2 separate regions of the Homo sapiens genome follow, and region 1 is linked to region 2. A link is an interaction called in ENCODE POLR2A ChIA-PET data of the cell type or tissue named here. Cell type or tissue: PC-9. All regions are shown on one strand. Region 1 holds the start of RNVU1-15 (RNA, variant U1 small nuclear 15). Region 2 holds the start of RNVU1-31 (RNA, variant U1 small nuclear 31).

What was found. Peaks named below come from ENCODE experiments on the same cell type or tissue, not always from the same donor. Only the 100,000 strongest peaks of a DNase experiment are listed, where the experiment ranks them.
Region 1: POLR2A ChIA-PET joins it to region 2 with 10 read pairs; 2 of 35 experiments call an interaction of 5 or more read pairs at or near these places.

What each region holds. Positions count from the first base shown.
Region 1 is chr1:144,411,309-144,413,808 of GRCh38, forward strand. It overlaps RNVU1-15 (RNA, variant U1 small nuclear 15), which reads left to right and starts at 1,268; the gene lies at 1,268-1,432. RefSeq lists enhancers at 1,167-1,875, 1,742-2,429, 2,430-2,500 and silencers at 1,193-1,542, 1,367-1,661. In PC-9, no CTCF peak of the experiment used is centred here; DNase peaks (open chromatin) are centred at 934, 1,403 and 1,870; H3K4me3 peaks cover 1,584 bases; H3K27ac peaks cover 1,470 bases.
Region 2 is chr1:145,464,355-145,466,854 of GRCh38, forward strand. RNVU1-31 (RNA, variant U1 small nuclear 31) reads right to left here and starts at 1,426; the gene lies at 1,263-1,426. RefSeq lists enhancers at 1,110-1,159, 1,324-1,865 and a silencer at 1,320-1,499. In PC-9, no CTCF peak of the experiment used is centred here; a DNase peak (open chromatin) is centred at 1,197; H3K4me3 peaks cover 1,719 bases; H3K27ac peaks cover 1,846 bases.

The sequences.
Region 1 (2,500 bases), 1.1 Mb before region 2:
TCCAGGAATGGCACCTGGATCAAGCATTTAGTGTTCAGTTGCTACACTCTCACCTAATCCCTCATTTTCAATATTTTGCCATGTTTTCCAGTGACCCAACTGGCCACCATGTCACAGACTTTATGGTCTCCAAGGGAGACCCCTCCATTTCATGTTTTGTGATTTGAGCAACAGACTGGAATCTACTTGAAATTTGCAAATGGTCTTTGACTTGGGCTTTCCAATTTTGCTCTACTTCACAGTGTTTTCTGGGTTATATACAAGGGAGATGATCCAGTCATTTGTTAAGCGCCTCAAATAAGACATGCCCTAGATGTTTTTTTGTTTGTTTTGTCAAATTGGGATTATTTTTGTGTCTTTGGAGAATATAAAATACTAACATGAGGTAAGCACTAAGGTTCTGAGATGGCCGTGGAAGAGATGACAAACTCCATCACCATGCCTGAGAGTGTCCAATCGTCTCTGCGGGGGCCACATATTTTTGTATTACACTGTATTTGAAATAACAACAACAACAAAAAACCCTTCAAGATTCATAAAATTGGACAACTGTCTTTGTAACACTTCTAGTGGTAAAACCAGTAAGGATGGCTAGTTTGCAACCCATCTGAGCAGCCTCTCTGGTTTCATAGATATGTTTTCTCTCTGACATTGAATGGCTTTCAACTTGAAACGGAATGCTACATCACAAAGATAAACAGGTTTGAAAGGAACCGGTTTTCCTTGTAATCCTAAACGTTCAAGTCTGCGCATTAAAAGACATTATCTGAAGAAGGGTGCACAAGCTTCCTGTTGGCCGCCAGAAGGGTTCTCTGCAGGACACAGATCAAGTACCACAGTCTTAGGGGGAGACCAGACGTGGGATCTCTGCGCACCTCCCCAAAGGACAATGGCAGGAGGAAAAGGAGAAAGAGACAGACGTCACTTCCTCCGCCAGCTCCGGCAGCGGGTTGATCGGCTGAGTCGGCGGAGGGTGGGGCGGAAGAGCAGACGGTGTCTGGGAAAGGCGCTGTCGGTGACATCACGGATAGGGCGATTTCTATGTAGATGAGGCAGCGCAGGGGCTGCTGCTTCGCCACTAAGGAGTTCCCGTGCCGTGGGAGCGGGTTCAGGACCGCTGGTCGGACCTGAGAGTCCCAGCTATGTGTCAGGGCTAGGAGGGCTGGGGGCGGGGGGGGTGGGGGGGGGGGGCGTGCGCGGGGCAAGTGACCGTGCGTGTAAAGGGTGAAGCGTGTGAGGCTGTGGCGGGGCGGAGGTGCAAAAGCTCATACTTACTTGGCGGGGGAGATACCATGATCACGAAGGTGGTTTTCTCAGGGCGAGGCTTATCCGTTATGTTCCGGGTGTACTGACCCCTGCCATTTTCCCCCAATGTGAGGAACTCGACTGCATAACTTGTGATAGTAGGGGACTGCGTTCGCGCTTTCCCCTGGTGCTTCTGTGGTGCGAATAGTAGGTGAGCCGTAAGTGTTTTTGTAACTCAGGGTGCGGGCTCGTGTTTTGTGGCTGTGTTCTGTCCGGTCAGTTGTTTCCGTTCGCAACGGTTAGTTTTCCTTTGTGAGGCCATGTTTGGGGACAGCTTAGAACTATCCACTTACTCTCTTGGGAGGCGAATTTCAGTCTCTGTTGGTTGGGGTGTTCTCCCAGGTTAGCTGCCGCGGTACTTGCTAGGTGGAGCTCAGGGATCAAGGGTCGGGAGCTTTCTGGTTTGTTCAGTGCTCCCAGGGCTTCTAACATCTCTTAAAAACTCTGGTGTTTTCTGTCATCCTCGGAGTTACCTCTTAGCCTCTGTTTTTTTTGTTGTTTTTTCCCCCCCTCCCTAAGACAAGTCTCGCTGTACCGTCCAGGCTGGAGAACTGGCGCGATCTTCCCATCTCAGGCTCCCGAGTAGGACAACCGCACGCCACCACACCCGGCTAGTTTTTTCTCTTTTTTTTTTTATTTTCTTTTCTTTCTCTTTCCTTTCTTTTTCTTTTTTCGTAGCAGTTTCACCATTCTGCTCAGGCTGGGCTCCACCTCCTGGGCTCAAGTGGTCCGCCCAGCCTTCTGAAGTGCTGGGATTGCAGGTGCGATCCATCTTGCCCTGGCAGCTCCTGCTTTTCACCACAGCATTCACGGGAGTTTGTAGGATTTCTGTGCTGGGGAAACGTGTACTCAGTTAATAGAGCCAGGTGGAAGTTGTACTCAGAACTGGTGGTTTTCTTTGGAATGAAAACCGTGCATGTTGGGGGCTCTTAGTGTCCCCGTTCGGTTGTAGGCATAACACCCTTGCTTTGTGTAGGGGGAGGGCTTTGCCCGTGCCCTGGTGCCCCGGCGCAGGGCATCGAGGCCTGCAGATCAGAACCGCAGTCTAACCTATGTCTTGGCGGAATACCCTGCTAAGTCTCCCTGGAATGTAAGATGGGAGGTCTTGTGAGGAGGTTTCTACAAGTAAGAAAACAAATTTCCATTCGGTTTTTATTGACAAAATTGAAAATTATAATAACTGAGTCCAGCCTCT
Region 2 (2,500 bases):
AGTTACAGTCTTGTGGTACATCTACAGGGAGAAGAATGTATATTTTAGCTAGACTGTCCCTAAAAGAAAAAGGAAGAAAAAATAATAAAGAAGGATATATATACCTGAAAAAATAATAAAATAATAAAGACGCATATATGTATGCCTTTATAAAATTTAGCTGAGACTCTATTTTTATTTTACAAACATTCCATTTAATAGTGCATGAACTTAACTGCAGACAAAGAGACAGAAACAGAAACGAAGGAATTCCTCAACTCCCGATTACAGTTAGAGAGATATTTTTCTAAAGGAATCTTCTAAGGATAAACGTACACTAAATTAAGTAGAAGACATTAAGATTTGGAGTGGTTTTCTTATTCCTTTTTACAATCAGGTTGATTAAGGTGTGAGTTGACTTTGGTACAATGCATCCATTTCAAGTTTGATGACGTGTCTATTACTCTAAAAGGTCCTCTTGTGCCCTTTGCAGTCAGTTCCGCCCTCCCCCTGAGGCCAGCAGTCAATGATGTAGTTTCTGTCACTATACAGGTTAGTTTTAACTGTTGTAGAAATTCACCTTGATGCCGCCACACAGGGTGCACTCTTTTCATCACTCGGCATAATGTTTTTGAGATGATCCACGCTATTTCATGTTTCCGTAATGTGTCCTATTTTATTGCTGGGTAGTTCGGGTAGTTGGGGTAGATCGCAGCACATTCTGGCGACAGGTGAGACTGCGGTTCTGACCTGCAGGCCTCGGTGAACATGAGCAAGGGCACCTGGGCGCCGGGAGAGACCTCCCTTCCCCTACAGAAAGCAAGCGTGTTATGTTAACAACCGAACGGGGACCCTGCTTTCATCCCAAAGAACAGCACCCGACTGCGTAGTTTCTTCCCTGGCTCTAGGAGGTGAGAACACATTCCCCGCTAGCACAGACATCCTACAAACTCCTGCGGAGGCTGCGGTTAGAAGCAGAGGCTGTGTGAAGGGTGACTCTGGGGGCTATGAAAAAACACGAAGGTTTTCACAGAGCATGAGAACCCAAAAGACTGGAGACTATGAAGCGATCTGCAAAAAGCAGCCCCAAGTGGAAAGGAAAGAGAAGAGCCCTGCGGCCACTTAGCTAGTGTTAAAAGAGCTCACGGCGGCGGAGAGGATAACACGTTACTTTCTGTTTCCCATCGTTGCGACTGTAAGGAGAACACTTAACATGCCACCCAAGCTACAAAACTGCAGTTTTAAGAATAACCCTTGCCGTCTATTTTTTCATTACAAAAATTCAGGGGAAAGCGCGAACGCAGTCCCCCACTACCACAAATTATGCAGTCAAGTTTCCCACATTTGGGGAAATCGCAGGGGTCAGCACATCCGGAGTGCAATGGATAAGCCTCGCCCAGGGAAAACCACCTTCGTGATCATGGTATCTCCCCTGCCAGGTAAGTATGACTTCACACACTTCTGCCCTGTCACAGCCCCATATACCTCACCCTTTACACACATGGTCACTTGCCCCGCGCACCCCCGAGCCTTCCTAGCCCTGACACACAGCTGGGACCCTCAGGTCCGACCAGCGGTCCTGAACCCGCTCCCACGGCACGGGAGCTCCTTCGTGGTGAAACAGCCAGTGGCGAAGCAGCAGCCCCTGCGCTGCCTCATCTACATAGAAGTCGCCCTATCCGTGATGTCACCGACAGCGCCTTCCTCGTCCCGGTCTGCTTTTCTGCCCCACCCTCCGCCACTCAGCCGACCAACATGGTGCCAGAGCCTGCGGGGGCAGTGATGTCTGCCTCTGCCTCCTTTCCCTCTCTTCCCCGCCCATGGTCTTCCCCAAAGAAGCGGGTGTTTCTGTTGTAGTTTTTTGTTTGTTTTTTGTTTTGCGCCGTCTCGCTCTGTCGCCCAGGCTGGAGTGCAGTCGCATGATCTCGGCTCCCTGCAACCTCCGCCTCTCGGGTTGAAGCGATTCTCCTGCCTCAGGCTTCCACATAGCTGGGATTACAGGCACACGCCACCAAGCCCGGCTAATTTTTGTGTTTTTAGTAGAGACGGGGTTTCACCATGTTGGCCAGGCTGATCTCGAACTCCTGACCTCAGGTAATCCGCCGACCTCGGCCTCCCAAAGTGCTGAGATTACAGGCGTGAGCCATCACGACTGCCCAGAAGCCAGTTCTTAGCCTGTGTTGCCGAGGACCTCTTTGGCAGAAATCTGGAGCCTGTCCACCCTTCTTCAAATAATGGCTTGTAATGCGCAGACTAAAACATGGAGGATTACACAAGAAACTGGTTCACTTCACATCATTATCCTTGTGATGTAGCATTCTACTTGAAATTGGAAGCCGTTCGATATCAGAGAAACCATATCTATGAAACTAGAGAGGCTGCTCAGATGACTGCAAACCAGCCATCCTTACTTGTTTTACCACTAGTAGTGTTATAAGGACGGTGGTCCAATTTCAGGAATCTTGTAGGGTTCTTTCAAATACAGCAATGTACAAATATGCTGCCCCAGCAGAGCACACTG